Regions from separate parts of the Homo sapiens genome. Here region 1 is linked to region 2. A link is a loop called in an ENCODE intact Hi-C map of the cell type or tissue named here. Cell type or tissue: endothelial cell of umbilical vein. All regions are shown on one strand. Links, peaks and the distances in the headings refer to the core of each region. The heading gives the core; the rest is flanking DNA.

The links. A loop is a pair of places that touch in the nucleus more often than their neighbours do. Peaks named below come from ENCODE experiments on the same cell type or tissue, not always from the same donor. Only the 100,000 strongest peaks of a DNase experiment are listed, where the experiment ranks them.
Region 1: it touches region 2 in a loop (6-fold over the local background); 24 of 110 quality-filtered maps call a loop at or near these places.

Annotation. Positions count from the first base shown.
Region 1 is chr2:20,376,376-20,381,749 of GRCh38, reverse strand. No RefSeq gene overlaps it. Among named protein-coding and RNA genes, the nearest start is that of PUM2, 28 kb to the right of the region's middle. RefSeq lists an enhancer at 1-465. In endothelial cell of umbilical vein, for the core only: a CTCF peak has its summit at 2,537 (motif pointing left); a DNase peak (open chromatin) is centred at 2,509; H3K27me3 peaks cover 745 bases.
Region 2 is chr2:20,632,845-20,638,218 of GRCh38, reverse strand. The region is part of intron 4 of HS1BP3 (HCLS1 binding protein 3); the gene reads left to right. LOC124907740 (a long non-coding RNA gene) reads left to right here. Exons shown (of 2, transcript XR_007086243.1): 1 at 1-1,986; 2 at 3,217-3,503. Among named protein-coding and RNA genes, the nearest start is that of HS1BP3, 16 kb to the left of the region's middle. RefSeq lists an enhancer at 2,426-2,475. In endothelial cell of umbilical vein, for the core only: a CTCF peak has its summit at 2,228; a DNase peak (open chromatin) is centred at 2,268; H3K27ac peaks cover 1,801 bases.

The sequences.
Region 1 (5,374 bases), core at 148-5,147, 260 kb after region 2:
CAAAAGGCCTGCCCTTAGCTCATCTAACTTGGAACTCAGCCAAGCTAACACAGCAGGCAGCAATTGCTAACAGTCAAGGCATACAATAGACTAACTAATGCACTTGGATGGAAAGCCTAGGGGAATGAGTTCCTTCGGGCAATAAGGACTTTGAAAACTTCTCATAGATTCCTGGAAATCTAGAAGGCCACACACCTAAAGTGGTACGCATGCTCAGAAAAGACCTGATAAGGCTCTAAAATTCCATGTCAGGGTGACCTTCCCCTCAGGCTCTGTTCAAGCAGGTGAGGGCTAAGGCACAATTGCAAACCACCTGGCTGAATGTTGAAGATCTGTCCCAACACCTACAAAAAGCCCATCTGCAAAGACTGGGAGATATTTTGGTATCAGGTGTTCAAGGAAAGCTCTTTCTAATCATTAGCTGACTACTATAAGTCATGGATAATGGAATATAATTGAGAGTATCGAGAAATAAACTCATATATTTATGATCTACTGATTTTCAAGAAGGGTATCAAGATAATTCAATGGAGAATTGTCTTTACAACAAATGATGTTGGGAGACTGGATAGCTACGTGAAAATAAATGAATTTGGACTCTAACAGCTTAGTCCCTGGGCTGCTGGGGGAGGGAGAGGGTAGAAGGGAGGCGTGGCTGCTGGGGCCCCCTCTAGACAAGCACTCTGGTCCCCAACCTGCTGTTCCAGGGGTTCCTTCCAAGCACACTCTTTCCCCAACAAGATCATTCCATTTTTGTCCCCGTCATTTGGGAAAATGTAGTTTCTCCTAGCTTAACCATGCCTTCAGCAACACAGAGCCATGCATGCTTCTCAGATGTAGCTCCTTGGATCTCTGGTCACAATGGGCCTTTTAGGAAGCACTGGGGCCTCACACACCCTGGCAAGAAGCCCAGGGAGAGGGTCCTGCATGAGGTGGAGTGGAGCAGCCCAGGGCCTTTGATACCCTGGACAATATTGGTGTCAAGAAATTCTTTCTGTATGAACAGACGCTTCTCAGAAAAAGACATTTATGCAGCCAATAAACATGAAAAAAAAGCTCAACATCACTGATCATTAAAGAAATGCAAATCAAAACCACAATGAGATACTATCTCACACCAGTCAGAATGGCAATTATTAAAGTCAAGAAACAGGCTGCGCACGATGGCTCATGCCTGTAATCCCAGCCCTTTGGGAGGCCGAGGGGGACAGATCACTAAGGTCAGAAGTTTGAGACCAGCCTGGCCAACATGGTGAAACCCCGTCTCTACTAAAACTTACAAAAATTAGCTGGACGAGGTGGCACACGCCTGTACTCCCAGCTACTTGGGAGGCTGAGGTGGAAGGATCGCTTGAACCCGGGAGGTGGAGGTTGCAGTGAGCTGAGATCGCGCCACTGCACTCCAGCCTTGGCAACACAGTAAGATTCTGTCTAAAAATAAAAAAAAAAAAAAGTCAAGAAACAACAGATGCTGGCGAGGATGTGGAGAAATAGGAATGCTTTTACACTGTTGGTGGGAATGCAAATTTGTTGAACCATTGTGGAAGACAGTGTGGCGATTCCTCAAGAATCTAGAACCAGAAATACCATTTGACCCAGCAATCCCATTACTGGATATATACTCAAAGGAATATAAATCATTCTATTATAAAATGCATGCACACGTATGTTTATTGCAGCACTATTCACAATAGCAAAGACACGGAATCAACCCAAATGCCCATCAATGGTAGACTGGATAAAGAAAATGTGGCACATATACACCATGGAATACTATGCAGCCATATAAAGAAATGAGATTATGTCCCTGAGAGAGACATGGATGGAACTGGAAGCCATTATCTTCAGCAAACCAGCACAGGAACAGAAAACCAAACACTGCATGTTCTAACTTATAAGTGGGAGCTGAACAATGAGAACACATGGACACAGGGAGGGGAGCAAAACACACTAGGGCCTATTGTGGGGTGGGCAGGGGGAGGGAGAGCATCCGGATAAATAGCTAATGCGTGCGTGGCTTAATACCTCGGTGATGGGTTGATAGGTGCAGCAAACCACCATGGCACACGTTTACCTATGTAACAAAACTGCACATCCTGCACATGTACCTGGAACTTAAAATTTTAAAAAAAGAAAAAAGAAATCCTTTTAAGAACACTCTGGGACACAAATGATGGGAACAAGACCAAGTCCTGATTTCTGAAAGCTCCGTGGCCCTACAGCCCCAGGAGCAAGAAGGAGAAAGTGATTGTCAACTCAGAGACCTCGAGTAGGTGCCAGGCCTCTCCCATCTGTCAAGGCAGGAACAGCTGGCCACAGCCTCCAAGCTTCAGCAAAGCCAGGCAAAGAAGCAGCCGTTCCTGCCCTATCTACTGAACCCAGTATTTCCCACCCACGAGAGCCCTATAAGGACAGGACAGAGTCCTGGGAGAGGAGCTGCCTCACGGCCCAAGAGCAATCTTGGCACCGCTCCCTACGGGAGCACCAGGCCCAGGCAAAGGCTGGGAGGGTGGACGCCCAGGCCTGGACTGGGGGCTGCCGCCCTCTAGTGGGCCCAGAGGGACAGAGGGAGAGAGAAGAACTGGACAGAGAGAAAGAGGAGAAAGAGGAGAAAGACAGAGAGAGAGAGAGAGAGAGGGCGTCAAGGCAAAGGGGAAACAGAAGGACATGGACAGGCGAGAAGTAGGGAGAAGCAGTCTCATTCCCGGGCAATTCAGCTTCCCACTGGGCAGTGCATATTTCACCTGATTTGTACATTGGTCCCTGAGAGCTCTGTGAGGGCGAGTGTGGCCAGGGCTCTCATTCATCACCAATAGCTCTGACGGAGTTGGGAATTCCTGAGCCACTGTTCTTTGCTGATCTTATCCGGCTGCCTCCTCCTGTGAGATTGCACCGAGGACCCGCTGCCAGATGGGTCAACTTAGGTGTCATCTCCTTCTGACTCCAACTGTCCCATCCATTCCTCTGATTTCCACCCAATCCTTATATTTTTGCTAAATCTGTAGTTCTATTCTTGACCTCCCTCCAGAGCTTCAGACCTGTACACCAAGTTATCCACTGAACACCCCTCGTGCACGCCCCTGAAACACCTCACACTCACTATGTGCAAAATGGAGCTCATCGCCTTCCCCAAACCCACTCCTCTTTGTGGCGTCTCTAATCTTCAGCAACCCTACCATGTTTACTTAACATGGTAAACACTGCGAGGGGCCACCAAGGCTCCCCTCAGGAATGAGGGGTTTATTCTCCCAACTGCTAGAAGCACTGCCGGCAGAAAACCAGGGGTTTCCTCAACTGCAGAGAGCCCCTCACCCAAGCTCATTCCTTTCCCAGAAAGGTCCACATCCTGTGACCCATCAATGTGAGAACACAAAGACCCAGACCCGTTGCCCCGGCTGGCACAACTCTGCAGGGTGGTCCCAGTTTTGCAGCTCCCGGGAGGGTCAGAGGGCTCTCTGTTGAAGCTGTACTGCAGCTCACTTTCTCCATCTGCCCAATCCTGCTTCCTCCCCTTCCCTTCCGTAGGCATTGAGCCCAAAAGAACAGCCGAATCAACCTTTGGATGTCTGTCTGAGACTTTTTTCCCAGGAGTGCATTCTGCATGGCGCCAATCAGAATCCCAAAAGAAAAAATCCCAAACACCATAATCGCAAATGGTGAAATCCTGAAAGATCTAAAATCCCTACCATCTAAAATCCTAAATATCACAACCCCAAAAGACTAAAATCCTGAAAGCTGAATTCTGAGAAAGGAATTCGAACATTTTCAGTTGTAGGCAGGACAGTTGTATCATGTCAGTTGCACCACATTAAGCAGAACTATTACTTCATTATTGTTTTTATTTGCATTTGGTGGAAAATTCAGATGAGTGGATTGGCCACTTATCTGAACGACAACAAAAATTACAGTTTAAAAATGCGTCATTTTCTGCATTGGTGAATATTCCATCTGGCTGATGAAATTCCAGGAGCTTTTAATAAATATAAAGCTTCATTTGCCTGAAGAAGCCAGCAAAGTTATTGACTGGTTTGAAAATAATTATGTTCATGGTAGAATAAGAAGACATGGTGTTGCTGTCCTATCGCCAGTATTGCTTCCACCAAATTCATGATCTGTATATGAGGGCATGTGAAATGGATTTCTGAGTCCCCAAAACAACATAGAAACATGGCACAGCAGATGGGAAAATGTAGGCCGGTTGCGGTGGCTCACACTTTTGGGTACTTTGGGAGGCCAAGATGGGTGGATCACCTGAGGTCAGGTGTTTGAGACCAGCCTGGCCAACATGGTGAAACGCCTTCTTTACTAAAAATACAAAAATTAGTCAGGTGTGGTGGCACATGCCTGTAATCCCAGCTACTCGGGAGGCTGAGGCATGAGAATCACTTGAACCTCAGAGGGGGAACTTGCAGTGAGCTGAGATCACGCCACTGCACTCCAGCTTGGGCGACAGAGAAAACTCCGTCTCAAAAAAAAAAAAAAAAAAAAAAGATGGGAAAATGTAACAGGGAATACTGAATCATGGAAGAATTTCTTTTCTTTCTTTCTTTTTTTTTTCTGAGACGAAGTCTGGCTTTATCACTCAGGCTGGAGTGGAGTGGCCTGATATCTTGGCTCACCGCTACCTCTGCCTCCCAGGCTCAAGCCAGCCTCCCACCTAAGCCTCCCACGTAGCTGGGACTACAAGCACGCACCACTATGCCCACCTAACTTTTTGTTGGTGATGGTGGTGGTAGAGATGGGGTTTCACCATATTTGGGACGTCTCAGCCTCCCAAAGTGCTGGGATTACAGGTGTGAGCCACTGTGCCTGGCCAAGAATTTCAAAAAGAGCAACACCACATTGAAAATGAATGTGAACATATTTGCTAAGAAGAGCCATGCCCTAAAAGAAAAAAAGCAACTATTCATCTCAATGCAGGACTTCAAAATGTAATAATGATCATCAAAGTTGGTTAGCTCTTACGGTCTACCTATGTGCAATTACCCACAATCTATCCCTGTAATACACTTTTTCATATGTCAATTTTTCTGTTTTTATTTTTTTAGTTTTTCCCACTATTTTAAATTGTCAGCATTACTTTCAACAACTCACTATGCTATGGATTTCTTTTTTTTTTTAAGAGATGGGTCTCTCTATGTTGCCCAGGCTGAAGTGCATTGACTACGCACAGGCATGATCATAGCACAGTACAACCTCAAACTCTTGGGCTTAAGCAATTCTGCCTCAGCCTACCGAGTTGCTGGGACTATGGGTGTGTGCCACCATGCTCAGCTATGCAATGGATGTCATCGTCGCATCATTTCCAATAGGGGAGGTATAAATTTTATAAAGACTTTTATATTTTACCCAAATTTGCTTCCACAAAATTACA
Region 2 (5,374 bases), core at 146-5,145:
CTCCCTTCTCGGGTCACAGGATGTCCTCCACTTGTGGCTCCGCACTGGGGCTTGGTAGAGTCCTCCGTGACAGCTCAGTAGTGCAGGCTGCGGGCCTGTCCGGCTAGTGTGGGAGGACTGGGTGCTCCTTCCAGCTGTGGGACTCGCAGAGGTGGCTGCGGCTCTCTGGGCTGCATCATCTGCATAGCAGGAGCATTCACCTTGGCCCTGCCTCCACACAGGGCCATTCACCAGCCATACATCTCTGGCCATTTACAATCTCTTTTCTTCGGTTTTCCTCAGTGAAAATGGACTCATGGTCGTATCAACCTCTTAGGGCTCCTGTGACGATGAACTGAGTTATGTAAATTTAGCAATCAGCTACCATCATGGCCCCATCTTTCAGTGGAATCAGACCAGGCCAGGGGTGCTGTCCTCCCCGCTCTCTACCACAACGAATGTCTCTTAGCCGTTTACCAAAGCCCTCGGGCGCCAGATGAGTGTAGGTCCTGCCGCAGAAAGGAATTAGAGCCCAGTAGAAATTAGGCAGAAGCAAGTTCAACTTCATCAGCATGTAGAATTCTCTCCTAAAATCACAGCCCACTCTGGAAAGGCCTTCTTCGTGGGGAGGGTTATGGGAGGGTGGGCTGCAGGGTGGCCATGAGACCAGCGTCCAGGGGTGAGGATTTGCACTGGGAAAGGGTACGCGGCGCTCAGGGAGCTGCAGCAGAAACAGGCCTGAGATCTGGGGTCCTGCGGCACCTGGGCACAGCAAGTGCCCTGCAGTCGCTCCTCCTGGCCCTCCGTGGCTGGCCTTGTCCCTGAGTGGGGTCAGCGGCCCTGAGGGAGAGGCAGCCAGAGTAGTGGGTGATATGGGGACAAGCCTGTAATAGTCACTCCTTATCAGCCTGGCCCAACGCGGCAGGCCTTTCTTGGGCTTTATTTTGGTAAGGGTGAGGCTTTGTTTGAACTCACATTCTCTGTTGTTCTGAGTAACCACACGTAGTGCCAAACCGAGATGGACTTTGGTGGTCTGTGCCAACCTTTGGCTGAAGAACACACTTAGCCGAGCGGCTCCTTTTTTGGGTAGGAAAATGTTCTTTGTGGCTGGCAAGTGCTGCCTTGAACTTCCTACTTACTTCATTAGCAGATTGTCAGGGGAGATGTGTCAGCTATCCTGGGACCCCTTGGCGGGGCGGGGGGGGCGGGGGCAGCCCCCTCCCCAGCTCTGTACTCTGGGGCCCTCACCCCTGAATCCTGGGAAAGCTTAGCACCTAAGAGTAATCCTGCCGGCTTAAGACCCTCCCCTGCTGGGGTTTCTTTTTAAGGACCCGTGTGACAAGGTGCTGATGAATCAACGTTATCACCTCTGTCAGGAATAATAAGTAAATTTTTTGAGAGTTTATGAAATGCTGGGAACTAAGTTAGCATTTGCTTGCATGATCTCATTATATCTGTAAGACAGCATTTCTGAAACTACTTGCTACAACCCATAGTAAAAACTATATGGTACGCCATGACCCAGGACACACATGTATAAACATCCCATAAAACTGAAGCAAAAGTTCCCAGAACTCATACAAAACCTTACTAAGTGTATTGTACTGGGATATTTTCTATTCTATTTCAACGTTTGGAAAGGTCATGACTCGCCAAACTGCTTTCAGGATCCACTGTGGGCACAGGTCAAGAAACGGAGCCCTGGAGGCCTGCACTGGCATCAGCCTCTTCTGTGTGGTGGGAAACTCAAGTTCAGGGTCAGGTGGTTCGTCCACGTTCCTGCAGCCTGCAGATGGCAGAGCCAGGACCCCACGCCATCTCCAGTCCAGTCTTTATCAGCCTGGGAGGTGGGCAGGGCCCCAGGATTATCCCCCTTTCACAGATGGTAAAATCGAGGAAGGAGTTGAGCAGGATCTTGGCCAGAGCCGTGTGTGTTCCAGAGCTGTGTGTGTGGCAGAGCCGTACCTTGAAGTTGGGTTTCCACCTCGGCCTTTCACAGACACCCAGGTGGGCTTGTTGATCTCTCTTGGTGCCACCCACCTGCCCTTTGGTGGGGGACTTTCTGTTCTTCTCGGGAGGCTGTTTGTGCACCCCTCTCCCTCCCGTGCGCTTGGTTCCTGTGCAGATGCAGCGGCACCCGTTTCCCAGCTTGCCCTGCCCCATGTCTGGGCTTAGCTCTGGGCTCTCCTGGAGCGGCCACCATTTCCATGCAACCAGCCTCGGTCCTTCCCCGCCGTGGCCGCGGCGAGGCGCTGCTGCTCTGCTGAAGGGCTGCTCCACGGCAGGGCTGCTGGGAGGGTGGGAGTCGCCAGCACAAAGCCGGAGCCCAGGCCGGCCTGGCTTTTCTTTGTCTTTTAAACCTGGTTTTGATTAGGGACAAGAGAGCGTTATTACACCATTAGAGAGCAATTAAAGATAGAAAAAGCCCTCACCTCGGCCCATCCCAACACCACCGCTCTCTCCATCTGCTGGGGCTCTCTTCTGACCCCGTCCCAGCAGCATCCATGCAACCGCAGGCACAATGCACGTGCCTTTTCGTACTCTGCTTTTCCACCCTATGGTCTGTCCCGATTGCTGCTCCATGTCGCCCCTGTTTTGTATTTAAGTTTCTATTTTAGAATGTCACGGTGCTGAGAAAATTGACATTCTACCCTAATAGTTCTGCCTTATGCTGGAAATCCTCTGCGGGAAACCTTTTTCATTGTGACTCAAATAACACACAATTAGTATAGAAAAATTGCAAACACAGATAAAAGTCCTTTCCCTGTGAATTTCTGAATGCACCTTTGAATATTCACATCTTACTGCCAAAATGAGATTGTCTTGTGTGCCGTTCTGGAATTTGCTTTTTTCCAGCTTACATGTTCTAGGTCCTTCCAGATCAATAGCTGCACTCTCCCTCCTTCCTCTGCTGGTTTCTCAGCTCGATGGGCTGTAAGTGGCATTACCAGGCCCTTGCTTGTGGGCGTGGCGGGGTTTTCTGTAGGTTTTTGCTATTACAGGCAATAACCTGAGGAACTTCTACATATACAAAGCTTTTATTCTATGGAGCCTTCCCCTATATACGTGCCCCAGAGCAAGGTCCCTGAAGCTGCTTCTGGGGGCTTTGGGGTACCATTCCAGTAAAAGGTTCTCTAAGGGCTGAAGCCCCTCTGTTGGGAGGCCCCTCTGCTTTTCTAAGCCCTGCCCACCCCCGCCCTCAGGGCCCACTCCTCCCACCTCTTCTTTTGCACACAGGGACCCCCTCCAGGCCCTGGGTCCCTGAGGACTCACAGCGTCCTTGGGACAGGCTGGCTCCTGTATGAACAAATGCACCTGCCTGCAAAGCTGGTCTTCCCAGACTCCCTGGAAGGGGGAGCCCACACCCGGGTCCCCGTGCTGTGGCCTCCGTGGTGAAGCTGGATGTTTCTCTGGAATGCCACGTTTTATGGTTGTTTTTTAATATGGATTTTGCTTCATCTTTCATAAAACAACCACATGTATTTTAGTATAAAAATAATATCTTACTCTATATTTGGATGAAATCACTTCTCTGGAATGATTCTGTGGTTTTGAATGCTCCTGGCACATTGCCAGGTGCTCCCAGATTTGCTAACCCAAGATTTAGCAGCAAGACAGTCCCTTAAGGTGAGCCGTGGAGGGGAGCTCTGTGGGGACAGCAGGGCCTCAGTCCCACCTCCTGAGGTGCCCTGGAGCTGCTTCCCCGAGGGTGCCTCTTGCTAAATATCCCGACCACTGCGCATGGGCCTGGCACCTCTTTGTTCATTCCAGCCTGAGCCTGGGCACCCAGGGCTCCCCTGATGCCACCAGTGCAACAGAGACCACCTAGGGATTCTGGGCCACTGAAAGCTTGGCAGAGATAGAGATTCCAGGCCCCCCTCAGATCTGGGTAGGGCCCCCAGAATCTGTGTTTTAACAAGCTCTTGAGTTGGTTCTTCCGCAAGCTCCTGTTTGAGAATTCCCAGAAACCAAATTCTGTTAAAGTGTTGGAAATGCCAGAAAGGAAACAGGTGTGGAGAGTGGCAGGTCAGCCGTCACCACAGTCTGCCGCCCACAGGGGGCTGAGGACAGGGCGTGTCCAGAAGGCACTTCCGGTACTGTCTGCTCCCCAGCAACTCCTGCTCGGGCTGGGCTTTCCCTCGTCTGCTGACCCACCTGCTGGACGAGTTCTCTGCTGTGCCATCCTGGGGTTCATGTGGGGGCCACGAGCCAGGATGGCTGGGCCCGACCTCACCCTGCACCTGTGCAGCACTTAGCCCTGGCCTGGCTGGGGACCCAAAGCCATAAGGAAAGGAGGAGGCAGGTGCCACAGCTGCCCTGCAGCGTCACGCAGGCGGCACTCCACCCAGGCTGTCACAGTGATCACAGCAGCACAGTGTGCATGCCAACTGCATTTCCCCATCCAGATTACTGCCGTGGCCGGACGCAGCAGCTCACGCCTGTAATCCCAGCACTCTGGGCAGCTGAGGTGGGCAGGTTACTTGAGATCAGGAGTTCAAGACCAGCCTGGTCAACATGGTGAAACCCTGTCTCTACTAAAAATACAAAAATTAGCTGGGTATGATGGGGCACGCCTGTAATCCCAGCTACTCAGGAGGCTGAGGCAGGAGAATCGCTTGAACCTGGGAGGCGGAGGTTGCAGTGAGCTGAGATTGTGCCACTGCACTCCAGCCTGGGCAACTGAGACTCTATCTCAAAAACAAAACAAAACAGAAACCAAACAAACAAAAAAACAGATTACTGCACAAAGTCCTGCCTGAATGAATGGGCTGTTAGGAACAACAGATGTACCAGTGGTTTCTGCTTTTTAAATTCAGTAGCAAAACCTTTGGCTCAAGAGAAATATCATCCAGAATCCCAGTACATAAAACAGGCTGAAGTAGGATTTCCCCTGGTTGGGACAAGTGAGGACTGGATCTTTGTCCCTCCAGCCTCAGCCCCACTTCCTGGGGTAGCCCTGGGCAGCTTTGCAGAAGGCGAGGGCCCCTTAGAGTATGGTTTGACAGTGAGTGGGGCAGCTGGAAACCCCCAGGATGTGTGGCTACCCCCAGAGCAGGGTTAAAGATGGGCAGTCCCAGGTTCAAATCCCCTTTCTGCCACTCAGCTGGCGGACGCTGAGTGCGTTGCTGTACTTCTCCAAGCCTGTTTCTTTCTTTGTAGAGTAGGGGTAAAGTAGAGGCCCAGTGGCTGAAAGGATAAAATGAGATGGAGCACTACAGGAAAGTTCCTTTGTAAAATGTTATCACTATTTCAGATTCACTTTGCTCTAAAGAGGTCTTTGTGTATTTAACCAACAGTTGAAATATGAATATAAAAGGCAGCTTTTCCACTTCCTATAGTTGTTATGCAAATATCAGTCACTGTGATGTGCACACTATGACTTTACCTCCCTCCA